2 separate regions of the Homo sapiens genome follow, and region 2 is linked to region 1. A link is a loop called in an ENCODE intact Hi-C map of the cell type or tissue named here. Cell type or tissue: IMR-90. All regions are shown on one strand. Links, peaks and the distances in the headings refer to the core of each region. The heading gives the core; the rest is flanking DNA.

Region 1 (8,325 bases), core at 93-8,092:
AAAAAAAAAAAAAAAAAAAAAAAAAAAAAAAAAAAAAAAAAAAAAAAATACACGCTTTTCCAGAGGAGAATCCCAAGGTTCAGAGAAGTTAGATGACTTGCTCAAATTCTCAGCTGCTTCCACCATCCCTTAAAGGAGACCTTGGTGCTCTTGTTATGCAGATGAGGCACAGAGATGGGGAGTGACTTGACTAAGGTCACACAGCAAGTTAATGACAAAGCTGGTCCACACTGACCTACAGCCCAATTTTCCTGGCTTTCCAGTGCAAGGATTTTGTTGCCTATGTGTCTTACTCTCCTGAGCATGTGTGTGTGTTACAGTTGTATGCATGTGTGTGATTGGGTTCATATGTGAATATGAAAGAGTGTATACGTTAATGACGCATTATATGTATAAATGATTGGGCTTGTGTGACTATTTGAAGAGCACATATATGTCTGTATATGCATGATTGATCTTGTGTGTGTATGTAAGAAGGTGTGTGTGCACATGCATATGTGTGTGATTCGGCATGTGTGTACGTGTGTGATTCAGCACGTGTGTGTGTGAGTCAGCATGCATGTACATGTGTGATTCAGCATGTGTGTATAAACATAAGGCTATGTATGTGTATGTGAGAAGCTCAGTAGTATCTCCGAATCAGCATGCCCTCCTTCCTAAATTGCAATTTGCCATTGGGGAGCTTTCATATATTGCTCTAGAAGGTGACTAATTAGGCCTTTAAACTCCCCATCTCCCCCTCTCCAAGCTCCCTTAGTGCTGGGGGGCACACGGACTTATTTTATGAGCCCCCAAGGGGTCACAGCTTTCCCTGGCTGGGCAGGCAGCCAGACCACCTCCCCCACCTCAGCCAGACCTGCTGCCTCTGTGCCTCCCCCGCCCCCTGGCAGCCCCCTCCAGGCCAGCTCTAATGAGGAGCCTCTCCCACCCTCTGACCCCTCCCCCACCCTGCCAGCCTAGGACCAGAGCAAATGAGCTGCAGGCAACTTGAGCGACCAACAGCCCACCTCCCTCTTCACACTAGGAAGAAACTGAGGCCCTGAGAGGGGGAGGGACTTGCTTAGATCACACAGCAAGTGGAGAGGAAAAGCTGCAACAGTAACATTAGGTGGGCCGAGAGAGACAGAGGGGAGCAGGTAGTCTCTGGAGTTAATGAGGAGAATGAGGCATGTTCAGGACAGCATCTAAAGTTTTCATGTTGGAAGGGCTCTCAGAAACCACCCTGTCCAACCCCATATAGGTGTACAGATGGGAAAACGGAGACCCCAAGTGAGAAGGAGCTTTCCCAAGGTCATACTGCGAGTTAGGCCCTGGGTCTGCTCCCTCCCCATGTATCTGAACATCATTCCATGACTCCAAGATGCCCCATTTACTGTGTGCACCTCTCTTGCCTCCTCTATCCCCTTGCCTGAGGGCAAAGTTGCAGAAGCATGGGGACCTCAAGATTCATTTCTTTCTCTGCCGTCTGAGACCGCCTACAAACCTGTGAAGCTTGGAAAGTTCGGCCAGCCCAGCAGGTACAGATGCACAACTGAGCAATCAAGTCTCGGAATCTGGTCTCCAACTCTGCCACGAACTGGCAGGTCTTGTCTCTTCTCTAGGCTTTAGTGCCCACTCTGCACCTTGCAGGCGTTGGACCTGGTGCTTCCTAGGTGCCCTCCAGCCCTGATGTGTGGGCAGCCTAGGATCTGCTATGTGTGAGATATGTGTCAGTGTCCCCAGACACCCACCCCGGGCCAGATGCACACAGTGTCTCCCACCAGGGCAGTGCCAGGGCTTTGAAAGCCCCTCCATTCATGCAGATGCCCCTCCCTCTGAGCCGTGCCCCTGCCACCCCGCCCCCTCACCTTGCCCTTTGTCAATAAAGCTGGTGATGGTGTTGGCCAGGCCAGCCTCCAACTTCACGCTGCTGTTGCCTCCCTTTCTGTCAGCATCGGACAGCGTCCTGTACAGCGAGAGCATGTACTCGTGGGGTGTGATGGGGGGTGGGCGAAACGGCTCCTTGGGCTCTCGTGGGGGCCCGGGCTCCCTGGCCTTCTTCAGCAGGAAGGAGCTGGGGACAGATCCTGCTTTTGGGGGTGCCTTGCCTCCGGGAAGCTGTCCTTTTGGGGTCACAGTCCGGGCTGTAGCCTGCCTTGTTTGGGGAGGGTGTCCTGGCTTGGGTTCAGGGCCGCCCGGTCTGGGGGGCAGCTTTTTGGGTTCATCCTTCTTGGGCTGTGTCAGGCCTCCTGTCTGCCCGGTGCCTCCCTTTGCCCTGGCATTGGCATTGGTGGCCCCCCCACCATAGCTGTGACCCCCTGGCCTGAAGACGTTCCGGGCCAGGGGGGGCCTCTCCTTGGCCTCTGCTTTGGCCAATCCTGGCCTGGTCCCCTGGGGTCTCTGGCCCAAGTCAGGGGCACCCAACACAGTGCAGATGAATTCCAGGTCCAGCCAAGCCAGGTACCAAAGCAAGAAAGTGAGGAGTTTGGGGAGTCTCATCCTCTGGCCAGCCGCTGAATGACACCAAAGAGAACAGCGGCAGCAGCGAAGGTGCCTCTGGTTTGGCAGGAAAAACCATGAAAGGAGTGGACTTTCAAAAGCAGCGGCAGCAGCAGTAGCAGCAGAAGGAAAGGCTTTCTCCTCAGTCTGAGACTCTTGAAGTCTGCCGGGTGTGTGTTTGTATCCAGTCCCATAGTGGAAATGCTCTCGTATCCAGACGTGCACCGTCTCCAGTCAGCAGCTGAAAATAACTCGTTCTTGAAAGGAGAAAGCCGACCGCCCCCTTTCTCCTGCACAACTGACTGAGGGCTTGAAGGAGGCTTGTATAAGGCTGAGGGATTTTTCCAAGAAGGAAGAATGGCGTAATGCTGCCTGTGTGCTCCAGTTTTTTTTTCCCCCTAGTTTTGAATCCTTTCCAGTGAAAATACTTCACACACACACACACACACACACACACACACACTCACAGGCCTGCAGGTGCTCAGAAAAATCTTTTACAAACCTGAACTCAGGAATTGGAAACGGAATTCCAACCCAAACCAATTTAATTACTCTCTGATGTCATGCTGTCTAAACTCATTTAAGTGCGATATATTTATGTGAAAAAAATCACCGCTGCCCTTTCGAGGCCATGGCTCACGGGGGCTCCTGGCACAGAGCCCTGCAGCGGGACTCTAGGCTTAGGGGGCCTCCCCCTCCACAGGGCAGACTCAGGGGTCTTCACCTCCACCTCATGGAGCAGCCCACCCCACTTTCCCGAGGAGAGATGCTGAAGAATGAGCTCAAAGATCTTAAGCCCCAGAAGCATGGGGAGTGTGGGTTTGTAGTTAAGTTCTTAGAGTGTTTTTAAAGCAGTTTCAACTCCTGCATCTAGTCTGGGACCTGATTTGTTATGCGTGTGTGTGTGTGTGTGTGTGTGTGTGTGTGTGTGTTTATGTGCCTGTGTGTGTGTGTGCCTGTGTGTGTGTGTGCCTGTGTGTGTGTATTGGGAGTAGGGACAGCACAGATGGCAGCATTTACCCACATTTTCTTTTATTTTAATAAACTTGTGGTGACCCAGAGACTGAAAAATATCAGTGCCCACTACACCCCCTCCCTACCCCCAAATGCCATTGACTGAGTGCATATTCTTCAGGCTTGGGGGCACTGTCGCCCTTAAGTTCACTCCTTGGATGGCGGCAGGTCCAGGGTGTACCCCACCACCACCCCAGCAGAGACGTCCTCTGAGTTTTCTTAGACAAGACTGGCTGAGTCTGGGGCAGCAGCGGCCCCTACAGGAGGCTGGAAAAGCCATTTCCCACATGACGCTTTTTTTTTTTTTTTTTTTGAGACGGAGTCTCGCTCTGTCGAGTGCAGTGGCATGATCTCAGCTCACTGCAATCTCTGCCTCCCAGGTTCACGCCATTCCCCTGCCTCAGCCTCCCCAGTAGCTGGGACTACAGGCCCCTGCCACCACACCTGGCTGATTTTTTACGTTTGTAGTAGAGATGGGGTTTCACCATGTTAGCCAGGATGGTCTCGATCTCCTGACCTCGTGATCCGCCCGCCTCGGCCTCCCAAAGTGCTGGGATTACAGGCGTGAGCCACCGCGCCGGGCACAATTTCCCACATGATGTTTTTCTGGTAGCTCTGGAAGGTCTGAATTCCAGCTGAACTCAAGGGTTTCTTAAAGTGCCTCATTGAAGTATGGAAGATCCCTTCCTCTGGGGAACCTTCGCCGTAGAGCCCCTGGGCAACTTAACACAGGGTCAGCGGGGAAAGCTGTTCGCTTCACCTGAAATATCCTCCTCTCTCTCTCCCACAACTGGAGGAAGCACTCTACATCCTGAGAAGTTTAGCTGAAAATTTACCTCCTTCGGGAAGCCTTTCCTCGTCCCCAGACAGAGCCAGTTACCCCTTCTGTACATTTCTCTACAACAACACTTTTCACGCTGTAAGAAGGATGGCGGGGGAGAAGCAATAGTCAGATAGGCTTCCTTCTTTTTTTTTTTTTTTTTTTTTTTTTTGAGACAGAGTCTCACTCTGTCACCTAGGCTGGAGTGCAGTGGTGCGATCTTGGCTCACTGTAATCTCCACCTCCTGGGTTCAAACGATTCTCCTGCCTCAGCCTCTCGAGTAGCTGGGACTACAGGTGCACACCACCATGCCTATCTATTTTTTGTATTTTTAGTAGAGACGGAGTTTCACCATGTTGGCCAGTCTGGTCTCGAGCTCCTGACCTCAAGTGATCCACCCACCTTGGCCTCTCAAAGTGCTGGGATTGCAGGCATCTCTACCAAAAATACAAAAAATTAGCCGGGTGTGGAGGCAAAGGTTGCAGTGAGCCGAGATCGCACCACTGCACTCCAGCCTAGGTGACAGAGCTAGAGTCCATCACACACACACAAAATAAGTAAATAAATAATATTAATAAAATAAAAAAATTAAAAACAGACTTGTTCCCACTGAACCAGTCCTCTCTGGCATCCCTCCCTTCACTCCCTCCTCACCACCTCTGTCACTGCCCTGTCCTCCTCATTGCTTGCCTCGCTATGATTCTCCCCTATAACTGGCTTCTAGGCCTCCAGGCTCTCTCTGGTTCAACCCTCTACTAAAAGCTACCCATCAAACAAGTGCCAACCCACGTGCCACCTCCTCCATGAAGCCTTCTTGCATCCTCCAGAAAATGCACACTCCCCCTGAGCTGCCATCACACATTTTCTGTGCTCTTTTACATTTTTTGGCAGCTGAAAGTTTATTCAGTCTCTGCCTCTGCCCCCTATCCCAACACAGTTTGTTTCTTCCACTCTGTATTTTGTCATATTTTAAAATCATAACTTAATTCCTTATAACTATAATAATTTCTTTACATACCTGTCTCTCCCATTAGATTATGACTAGACTGTGCCATATTTATCTTTGAATTATACCCAGTGCTTGGCAGAGGGCCCAGCCCACAGCAGCTCTCAGTACGTGTTATATGAATAAATTAATCTCTAACTGGCCCTTATTGACAAAAATCATCATTTTCTACTTTGAGGTGTAGTTATTTGTGGACATAACCTGCCTTTCCCATTAGACTCTAAGTTTCTTGAAGGGAAGAATTGTCTTGCCACTTCTTAAGCATTTTGTAAGCTCAGAGAGTGAATAAATGAATGAGTTGAACAACCACAATGTCTCTGTACGTGGCTTGATAAAGAGCAAGGATTCTGGAGACAAACAGACCTGGTTTTGAAGCTTGGTTCTGCTATTTATGTATTGTGTGATCTTGGGAAGCCTCTAAACCCCTCTGAAACTCTAAACAGTGATAACGATAGTGCTTACCTCACAGGACTCTTGTTGGAGATTCAATGAAGTAAATTGCGGCCAGGCGCAGTGGCTCACGCCTGTAATCCCAGCACTTTGGGAGGCCGAGGCAGGTGGATCACGAGGTCAGGAGATCAAGACCATCCTGGCTAACATGGTGAAACCCTGTCTCTACTAAAAAAATAAATAAAATTAAATTGCATAAAGTGATCAACTATTAATGGCAATTGTTAATGATAGCTTTTTTTTTTTTTTTTTTTAGATGGAGTCTCACTCTGTCACCCAGGCTGGAGTACAGTGGCATGATCTTGGCTCACTGCAACCTCCACCCCCCGGGTTCAAGTGATTCTCCTGCCTCAGCCTCCCAAGTAGCTGGGACTACAGGTGCGTGCCACCACGCCCGGCTAATTTTTGTATTTTTAGTAGAGATGGGGTTTCACTGTGGTAGCCAGGATGGTCTCGATCTCCTGACCTTGTGATCTGCCTGCCTCGGCCTCCCAAAGTCCTGGGATTACAGGTGTAAGCCACCATACCCGGCCAATAATAGCTATTTTTTTTAAAGCACTTATTCCAGTCAACTAGACTCTGGGTTTTGTACTCCATTGCATTTATGTGTTATTTATCTTCATGACAATGCTATGAAGGTAGTGGTTTTCATTGTTGTTTTTTGAGACAGGGTCTTACCTGTTGCCCAGGTTGGAGTGCAATGGCGTGATCATGGGGCTCAGGTGATCCTCCCACCTCAGCCTCCCAAGTAGCTAGGACTACAGGTGCACATCACGATGCCCAGCTAATTTTTGTATTCTTTGTAGAGACAGGGTCTCACCATGTTGCCCAGGCTGGTCTCAAATTTCTGGGCTCAAGTGATCTGCCCGCCTTGGCTTCCCAAAGTGCTGAGATTACAGGTGTGAATCACCACATGTGGCCGAAAGTAACTTTTTTTATTTTTTTGAGATGGAGCCTCGCTCTCTCACCCAGTCTGGAGTGCAGTGGCGCAATCTCAGCTCACTGCAACCCCCGCCTCCTGGGTTCAAGGGGTTTTCCTGCTTCAGCCTCCTGAGTAGCTGGGATTACAGATGTGTACCACCACGCCCAGCTAATTTTTGTATTTTTAGTAGAGATGGGGTTTCACCATGTTGGCCAGGCTGGTCCCAACTCCTGACCTCAGGTGATCCACAAAAAAGCATTTTGTAAGCTCAGAGAGTGAATAAATGAACGAGTTGAACAACCACAATGTCTCTGTATGTGGCTTGGCCTCCCCTAGTGCTGGGATTACAGGCATCAGCCGCCGTGCCCAGCCCGAAGGTAACTCTTGATACCCGTCTTTTTTTTTTTTTTTTTTTGAGACAGAGTCTTGCTCTGTCACTTAGGCTAGAGTGAAGAGTGCAGTGGCTCAATCTCAGCTCATTACAACCTCTGCCTCCCAGTTTAAGTGATTCTCCTGCCTCAGCCTCCCAAGTAGCTGGGACTACCGATGCGCACCAAGACGCCCGGCTAATTTTTTGTATTTTTGTGGAGACGGGGGTTTCACCATGTTGGCCAGGCTGGTCTCGAACTCCTGACCTCAAGTGATCTGCCCACCTCGGCCTCCCAAAGTGCTAGGATTACAGGCATGAGCCACCATGCCTGGCCCAATACTCTCATTTTAAAGATAAATAAATTTAGGTTCAGAAAGGTTAAATTATTTTTTAAATCTAATTTTGGCTTCAACACATTTTATACCCAAAAAGCCTAATCTGGCCCCTAGAAACACTAGAAGTGATAGGGCACTGGGGAAAGTTACAGTATTCCTTTCAGTCAACGTCTAACCCAGTGGGCTGGGACTTTGGGGACATGGAGGAGTCTCGAGGCCAGGGCTATTGTTTGAGGAACAGGGAACTCCCAGAAATGGGCTGGGAGCAGGGAAAGGGGACTCTGAGCTTGGTTAGAAGGCCCTCTCCAGAGAGGAGCCCAGGGTTCCTGCCTGGCTCTCACTATAAAGGTGACTAATCACTTTGGTTCCCTCTGGTAATTGCAACCAGATGCTGCCGCTGGCAGTGCTTCAGTCCCGACATGTTTAATTACTGGGACACAGCGTCCCTGGGTCCCCCGTGTCCCCCAACCTCCCCCTCTCCTGTCAGCAATATTAATGTCAAACTTGAGGTAGAGGATGGGAGCCTTGGGAAGCCACTGACATGGAAGTAATCTCTGCAGCCCCTTCTGCCATGTAGAGCCTTTTGCTTTTATGTTTCCCCATCCATTGTCTCATTGCTGTTCCATAAACCATCCTTATAAAGTCAGTTGGCCAGATTATTATTATTATTATTATTATTTTTGGAGACAGAGTCTAGTTCTGTTGCCCAGGCTGGAGTGCAATGGCATGATATCGGCTCACTGCAACCTCTGCCTCCCAGGTTCGAGCGATTCTCCTGTCTCAGCCTCCCAAGTAGCTGGGACTACAGGCATGCGCCACCACCCCTGGCTAATTTTTGTATTTTTAGTAGAGACAGGGTTTCACCATGCTGGCCAGGCTGGTCTCGAACTCCTGACCTCAAATGATCCACCCACCTCAGCCTCCCAAAG
Region 2 (8,325 bases), core at 183-8,182, 170 kb before region 1:
CCAGGTGTGGTGGTGGGCAAGTGAAATCTCAGCTACTTGGGAGGCTGAGGCAGGAGAATCACTTGAACCCAGGAGGCAGAGGTTGCAGTGAGCTGAGATCGCACCACTGCACTCCAGCCTGGGCAACAGGGCGAGACTCCGTCTCAAAAAAAAAAAAAAAAAAAAAAAAAAAAAAAGAAAGAAAAGGTGAAAGATGAGAAGCTACTGCTATCTAGGTAAGATATGAAAGGCCTCCTACACACCTCTCTCCCAGTTCTGTTCACACTGGTATGTGAGGTTCTTGTTCTGGTCAAGTCAGGTGAGCTAGGGAGACCAGTTTACTTGAGCAAATGCTTGTCAAGACAGCACAGGCACCCACAGCCCACAGGCTACGGAGCACAGAAGGAGGGCTCCCTCTGGAGGAGATGACCCAGCCAGAGCCCTGGAGGACAGGCAGGACCTCCACAAGTAAAGCAGCAGAGACCAGGTGGGGGCTGTGGGTCCCAGAAGCTATTCCAAAGGTAGAACAACAGGATCTGCTGACAGATCAGACATGGGGTGAGAGGAAGGAGGGAGGGTCAAGGATGCCCCCAGGGTTTCCAGCTTTTGTAATTGTGAAGCAATAGGGTCCACCAGTCTGCAGCTCAAAATTCTAGGCTGGAGGCCGAGGCGGGCGATTACCTGAGGTCAGGAGTTCAAGTCTAGCCTGGCCAACATGGCAAAACCCTGTCTCTACTAAAAATACAAAAAATTAGCCTGGCATGGTGGTGCACGCCTATAATCCCAGCTACTTGGGAGGCTGAGGCAGGAGAATCACTTGAACCCGGGAGGCGGAGGTTGCAGTGAGCTGAGATCACACCACTGCACTCCAGCCTAGGCGACAGAGTGAGACTCCGTCTCAAAAAAAAAAAAAATCTAGGCTGGAATACTTATTTGGGATCTTTGTTGTTCAATACAGTAACCACTAGTCATACACTAGTATGTATTAAATAAACTACTATTAAATAAACTAGTATTAAATTTCATAGTAATGAAATTTAAATTTATATTTATTAGGCCGGGCGCGGTGGCTCAAACCTGTAATCCTAGCGCTTTGGGAGGCCGAGGTGGGAGGATTGCTTGAGGCCAGGAGTTCAAGACCAGCCTGGGCAACAAAGTGAGACCCCTGTCTCTACCCCCCCAAAAATATATTAAAATTATCATTTCAGTTATAGTTCTTTAGTGGGTCTCAGTCACACTAAGAACTAGTCATTCATCTTAAGACCTCAGTAGCCATATGTGGCTGTGGCTAGGGGCTACTGTAGTGAACGATGCAGATATGGACCATTTCCATCATCACAGAACACTCTACTGGACAGCTCTGATGCAGGTCTGTAAAGCCATGAGCCTGGATGAGACCACCTAGAGCAGTGATTCTCAACTTGGCTGCCCTTTGGAATTACCTTGGGATTCTAATAAAAAAACACAGACACCCAGCCCTCAGCTCTAGAGATTTGGTTTTATTAATAGTTGGGTATTGGGCGTGGTGGCTCACGCCTGTAATCCCAGCACTTTGGGAGGCCAAGGTGGGTGGATCACTTGAGGTCAGGAGTTCAAGACCAGCCTGGTCAACATGGTGAAACCCCATCTCTGCTAAAAAAAAAAAAAAAAAAAAAAAAAAATCACCTGGGTGTGGTGGTACGTGCCTGTAGTCCCAGCTACTTGGGAGGATGAGGCAGGAGAATCACTTGAACCTGGGAGGCAGAGGTTGCAGTGAGCTTAGATCACGCCACTGCACTCCAGCATGGGGGACGGAGCGAGACTCCTTCTCAAAAAAAAAAAAAAAAAAAAAAAAGTTGGAGAGCTGGCCTGGTGCTTCCTGAACATCCAGTTTGAAAAGCTCCCAAAGGTGATCCTAATATGCAGCCCAAGTGAAGAAGCACTGACCTAAGGATGAAAATGTAGAGACGGAAGAGAAGAGGACCCAAGGGCACGCCAGCCTCTAGAGTAGGGCAGATGAGGACACGCAGCCAGCAAAGGAGACTGAGAAAGAACAGCCCATGAGGCAGGAGGACAACCAAGAGAGTGTTTCCAGGAAAGTGTTTCTATGAATCTTGCTGCTCAAAATGTAGTCTTCAGACCAGCAGCATCAGCATCACCTGAGAGTGTGAAGGAATGCAAACTCTCAGGCCCCACCCCAGGCCCTCTGAGCCCTCATCTGCATTTTAGCAACATCCCCAGATGATGCATGTGCTTATTAAAGTCTGAGTCAAGTAACCATTGGATGATCTTGGCAGAGCAGTTGGAGTGGGTGACGGGTAGAAGCTGCACTGGGGTGGGAAAGAGAATAAATGAAGGGGGTGAGGAAGTGGGGCCAGTGCGTGTGAAGGGGGCAAAGAGGGTATGGCCTAAGGAAGAGCGCTGACCCTAAGGAAGGACATGATTGCTCTGTAACAGGAGAGAGAAAAGAGAAGATACCAGATTCGGGGATGGAAAGATGAGAGTCCCATTCTAATGGCTATTTTCATCCATTTTCTCAAAGACTGGGGGAGTTAAACTGGGGAGAGGGAACAGGAGGCTGAACTGGGACAGACTTGTCTCAGAGCTGCCTGGGTGATGCTGAGACTGGCAATGGGAGGCGGGAAACGGCTGCCCCCTCTCTAAGATGCAGCTCCTCTCTCCAGGACCCCCAGCCGAGCCTCTGGAGCCCACAAGGCCACTCCCTACACTCCCCGTCCGCAGGATCCACTCACCATCGGAGAGGAAACACGAGCGCCAGCCCAGGCCCCCTCGGCCGCCCCTCGGGGACCGGCCATCCACACCAGGCACCAAACCCAACATCTGTGACGGCAACTTCAACACAGTGGCCCTCTTCCGGGGCGAGATGTTTGTCTTTAAGGTAGGGCCAATGGATTGGCACCACCCAGCTGGCCCCTGACCTTTCCTCCTCCTCCCCGACATCATGGAGCTGGGGAAGGCTCCTGATTTGGGATTCGATTACAATGGGGCCTGGACAGGAGCTAGCCCAGTGGCCAGGGCATGGGGTCTCTTCCTAGTGCTGCTGGGTGAATCAACTGTTCCCAAGAGGGAGGGGGAAAGATGGGTGATCCCTCACCTCCCCTGGGGTTAATGCTGGGAGAAAGTGCTGGAAGCTGGCTTCTGGTCTGTGACCACCCTTCTTGGGACCTCAGTTTCTCCATCCGAAACCTGGGGGAGTCATTCCTCTAACAAAGAGTGTGTGAAGATCCAGTGAGTACCCGGCTCTGAAGATGGTCAACTTGGAGTAGGGGCTAGGTCAGTGGTGGCTGAGTCTGACTCCAGACCCTACCAAGGCTTGAGGGGCTGCTACTGGCAGCAGCCCAGGGTATATCTTGTCATCTGTCCTCCATCAGCCATGGACTGACAGGGTGGCAGTCTGCTTGACGTGTTGCAGGTTGGGCTCTCGGGGAGTGAACTCTGAGGTGGGGTCTGGAATGCAGGATTTCGATTAGAGAGTACTTTCAGAATCAACATTTGTGAGGGGGAGAAGGAAGCAGGACAGGGAAGAGGGAGAGGTTAAGTGGCAACAGAGGCCCATGGCAGCCTCAGCCACCCCCGCAGGGAGCTCTGGGGCTACGGTGGCCTGTCACTCAGCCTACGTTGGGTCCAAAATATCTGGAACATTATAACCCCTACCTCATTCAATCACTGGATGAGGAAGGGCATCCAGTGACTGAGGAGAGCTCTCTGAAGCAGGGAACATCCCCAAAGGGGCTGACAGTTGAAAACTGCCTGCTGGCCACACTGCTGGCCACTGGGGCAACAAGCCCTTCTCTGAAGGGGATCTGGGCAGGGTGGCTCCATCACACAGGATGGTGAAAGAGGCTGCCTCGCTCCCCTTGTGGAGTTCTCCCAGCACGCACTGAGCACTGCGCAGGAATCGGGCAGCGTGAGTCAGCCCCAGTCTGGCTTCTCACTGAGTGGCTCTAGGCAAGTCACCTGGCCTTTCTTAAGACTCCGTATATCTCAGATCAACTTAACAGAGACATGAAAGTCAAAATAAGGTCAAAAACCTGGATGTGAAAGTGCTTTGTAAAACACCTTTTAAAATACTAGCTTTTGTACCATCTTTTACAAATCATGCTTCTTCTTCTGCACTCATTCTACTTTGATCCAACTGAACCGTTCATAGGCAGGTCCGGGTTTTATCATCCCCATTTACACATAAGAAAACTGAGGCCTGGAGGCTGGGCGCAGTGGCTCACGCCTTGCAATCCCAACACTTTGGGAGGCCAAGGAGGGCGGATCATAAGGTCAGGAGATCAAGACCATCCTGGCTAACATGGTGAAACCCCATCTCTACTAAAAATATAAAAAATTAGCCGGGTGTGGTGGCGGGCGCCTGTAGTCCCAGCTACTCAGGAGGCTGAGGCAGGAGAATAGCATGAACCTGGGAGGCGGAGCTTGCAGTGAGCCGAGATTGCGCCACTGCACTCCAGCCTGGGTGACAGAGCGAGACTCCATCTAAAAAAAAAAAAAAAGAAAGAAAACTGAGGCCTGGAGGCTACAGGCCTTGCCTAGACTGCTTGTGTACCAGCCCAAGACTGAGGCACCAGTTACAAGAGGCGTTTTTACTGGACTCGGACTATTTAGCTGCCATTTACTCAACATGGACTGTGTGCCCCGTACTGGTCTGGGCATTTTGCCTAGAATCTCTCATCTGATTCTCCATTATTACCTGCACTTGCAGGTGAGGCCTAGGTCATGCAGCTATAAATGGAGGAATGTGAATTCATGCCCAGGTCTCGAGGGAATTCCCATGACTTGGCTTCCATGATCCTGGCCCTGCTGGATGGAGCCAGCCTCATGGAGGGCGCTCGGCCCAGGCTCAGTGACCACCCCAGCCTCCCACTGTCCCGAGGACCAGTCTGGCTGATGTCAGTGACGCTCCACTGCCCCCATGTGGCCACTCCAGGCCCCAACATCATCCTTTCCGGCTCCCTCACACCTCCTTTTCCACACCAGGCCTGTCTGCTGTTTGTCTCATTGTCCACCCAGCAGCAAGAGTCAGCAGGAGGCTGAATTGAAGACAGTTACAGGAGCATCCTGTCTTCCTCCCAGGGCTTTAAAAGTCAGAAGCAGCTAATGGACAGTCTCGGTGGAGGGCTGGGCTGTTGGGACCTAAGCCCCACAGCTGCAATCACTGGGTTCGGAGGCAGGGCCTGACACACCTCTCTCCCCCTCTCCCGCTTCCTCCCAGGATCGCTGGTTCTGGCGTCTGCGCAATAACCGAGTGCAGGAGGGCTACCCCATGCAGATCGAGCAGTTCTGGAAGGGCCTGCCTGCCCGCATCGACGCAGCCTATGAAAGGGCCGATGGGAGATTTGTCTTCTTCAAAGGTAATGTAGACTGTGCTGTGGGACAGTTCCCTGCCCAAGGTCTTGGGACCTCCTTTTTCCCATCTAAACTGGAAGAGGCGGGGTGGGAGGCAGATGTCCTCAGAGGGCCCCTCTAGTCTAACGGAGACACTGACCTCTGACAAATCAAGTCAGAAAGTGAGACTGAGAATCTGTATGTGCCGAGATTGGTGGGGTGACCAGCTTCGTCCACATGAAGTAGAGTGTGGGACAAGCAATTGAAGACCACCCAGTACCTCATGGGAGGCCATCGGGTCAGTTCTGTAAGAACCCAGAGGGAAGAGGTCACTCAAGCTGGGGAGGTCGGGGGAGGGTGTGGGAGGGAGCTAAGGTGCCCACCCTGTACCCAGCACTGTGCTAGGTTGTTTCATGACAGTTATCTTGACTCGGGCCAGACCTCAGATGGGTGAGATACAGATAGTGAGAAGCAAGGAAGGCATTCCAGAGGGACAACGGCTGAATAAAGGAGCAGGGCTGGGATGTGTACGGACGGCCACAGGGCTTAGAAGGCCCACCTGATGGCCACGGAGGCCCCGCCTTGGAAAGCTGTGAGAAATGGCCCAGAAAGGTCATTTGGAGGCAAATCCTGAAGAGCCCTGGCTGCCAGGCCAGAATGTGGTCTTGATCCATTAGGCCAAGGCTGGAAATTCATGGAATGTTTCCGAGCAGCAGAGAGCCAGAGGGCAGGAGGTGACAGACATGGCAGGGGCAGGGCAGCCATTTCTGAGGTGGTTCTGGAGCGCGCCACTCATGAGGCCCAAATGAGGGAGGAGCCGTGCAGCTGAAGGGCAGGGGACAGCTGCCAGGAGAGTCAGAGGGCCTCAGAAGTGGCTGAATACTCGGCCAGGCGCAGTGGCTCACGCCCGAAATCCCAGCACTTTGGGAGGCCAAGGCTGGCAGATCACCTGAGGTCAGGAGTTTGAGACCAGCCTGACCAACATGGTGAAACCACGTCTCTACTAAAATTACAAAAACTAGCCAAGCATGGTGGCACGTGCCTGTAATCCTAGCTACTCAGGAGGCTGAGGCAGGAGAATCGCTTGAACCCAGGAAGTGGAGGTTGTGGTGAGCTGAGATCACACCATTGCACTCCAGCCTGGGCAACAAGAGCCAAACTCCATCTTAAAAAAAAGAAGTGGCTGAATACTGAGAGGAGAAGGAAAGAGAGGGTCAACAGTGAGGCTAGGACTCCCTGTTGGGGACCTGGGAGGCAGAAGGTGATGAGGAGGGAGCCCCTCTGTGGTGCAGATGAGGAGCTCTGGGGAGCCAGCCAATGCAGAGCTGCCGGTAGGCCGAGGGAGGTCAGGGTTTCTGGCTCTGCTGCTCAGGTCCAGTGGGAGAGCCTCAGAGTCGGGTGTCACTGGTAGCAGGTTTGGGGAGTGGTAGTGCATATGCAAAGTCATGTAAGTGGCTGAGATCACCAGAGAGGAGAGAGGAGCAAGTCACATGAACAAAAGAGGGTGGGACTCGGAGCCCAGGCAGCAGAGGCAAGTTGTCCAGGATCTGTGACTGGCCTCAGGCTTCGTGCCCTTCCCAACTCTAACTGGGCCAAGGGGCTGAGGGCATCAGACTGTTTTCACCTGACACCCTGAAGATGGGCAAACGGCACTGAGTGACTGGGGAAGCTGATCCTGGGCTCCTCTTGGCCACAGGTGACAAGTATTGGGTGTTTAAGGAGGTGACGGTGGAGCCTGGGTACCCCCACAGCCTGGGGGAGCTGGGCAGCTGTTTGCCCCGTGAAGGCATTGACACAGCTCTGCGCTGGGAACCTGTGGGCAAGACCTACTTTTTCAAAGGCGAGCGGTACTGGCGCTACAGCGAGGAGCGGCGGGCCACGGACCCTGGCTACCCTAAGCCCATCACCGTGTGGAAGGGCATCCCACAGGCTCCCCAAGGAGCCTTCATCAGCAAGGAAGGATGTACGTAAGGGCCGGGCCAGGGTGGGCATGGGGAGCCGGTTTTATGTGGTCCTCACCAGTGCCCACGGGCATACTCAGTGCCCATGGGCGTCCAGGTTTGAAAAAACACCTGGTGGCAGACAACTGCCTCATATCTACCCATGTTCACGTGGTCCATTAATTCACTTACCAGCTGCCAAGTCACACTTTTTCATCTGCAGGAATGATTCACGGCAGAGAGACGTTGTCATAGACTGACTTCATTCCTTCAGACAGCATTTCTCAAACACTTATCCTCAGTGTACTCCAGGGACGCCTTGAGTTACCCAATCTGAAAAGCAATGATGGGCATGCATGTTTCAAAGCCACTTTTTCACAGGGCTCGAGGGCAAGAAGATGGAAAGAAAACCTTCAAAAAAAATTTTTTTTTAAATTCTAAGAGATAAGGTCTCACTCTGTCGCCTAGGCTGGAATGCTGTGGCATGATCATAGCTCACTGCAGCCTCAACCTCCTAGTCTCAAATGATCCTCCTGCCTCATCAGCCTCCCGAGTAGTTGGGATTATAGGCACATGCCACTGTGCCTGGCTAATTTACATTTTTTTGTAGCAACAGGGTTTCACTATGTTGGCCAGGCTGGTCTCAAACTCCTGGCCTCAAGCAATCCTCCCACCTCAGCCTCCCAAAGCCCTGGGATTACAAGTGTGAGCCACTGCATCAAGAGAGAAACTTTTTATGTTTCCTGAACTCCTCCTAGAAGCCATGCTGGCCACCAGCCCCCACGACTGCCATCAGACACTCAGCCTGTCTCCCCACCAGCCTAGGAGCTTCTCAGGAGGAGCTGCTAGCCTGGCCAGATGCAGAGTGGGCCTCCAGGAGTGTTTGTTAAATAGATCTCCATTGATATGGTCAAAAACACAGACTCTAGAGCTGGACTGGCTGGGTTCGTAACCACCATAGTACCACTCACTATGAATCTGAGCAAATCTTTAATAAGTTTTCTGTTTTCTCATTTATAAAATGATAATAACAGTACCTACCTTTATATAATGGTTTTGTGAGGATTAAAGAAGA

Evidence for each region. Peaks named below come from ENCODE experiments on the same cell type or tissue, not always from the same donor. Only the 100,000 strongest peaks of a DNase experiment are listed, where the experiment ranks them.
Region 2: a loop joins it to region 1, with 4 times the contacts of the local background. A loop is called at or near these places in 3 of 110 quality-filtered maps.

What each region holds. Positions count from the first base shown.
Region 1 is chr20:35,435,451-35,443,775 of GRCh38, forward strand. It overlaps GDF5 (growth differentiation factor 5), which reads right to left and starts at 2,778. Exons shown (of 2, transcript NM_000557.5): 1 at 1,848-2,778. The coding sequence starts at 2,478. RefSeq lists promoters at 2,479-3,233, 2,698-2,951 and a silencer at 3,643-3,702. In IMR-90, for the core only: a CTCF peak has its summit at 3,750 (motif pointing left); DNase peaks (open chromatin) are centred at 2,811, 3,741 and 7,751; H3K27ac peaks cover 1,531 bases.
Region 2 is chr20:35,264,563-35,272,887 of GRCh38, forward strand. MMP24-AS1-EDEM2 (MMP24-AS1-EDEM2 readthrough) reads right to left here. Exons shown (of 15, transcript NM_001355008.2): 2 at 7,443-7,583. MMP24 (matrix metallopeptidase 24) reads left to right here. Exons shown (of 9, transcript NM_006690.4): 6 at 2,643-2,857; 7 at 5,198-5,336; 8 at 7,007-7,273. Among named protein-coding and RNA genes, the nearest start is that of MMP24-AS1-EDEM2, 9.4 kb to the right of the region's middle. In IMR-90, for the core only: CTCF peaks have their summits at 381 (motif pointing left) and 4,897 (motif pointing left); a DNase peak (open chromatin) is centred at 4,899.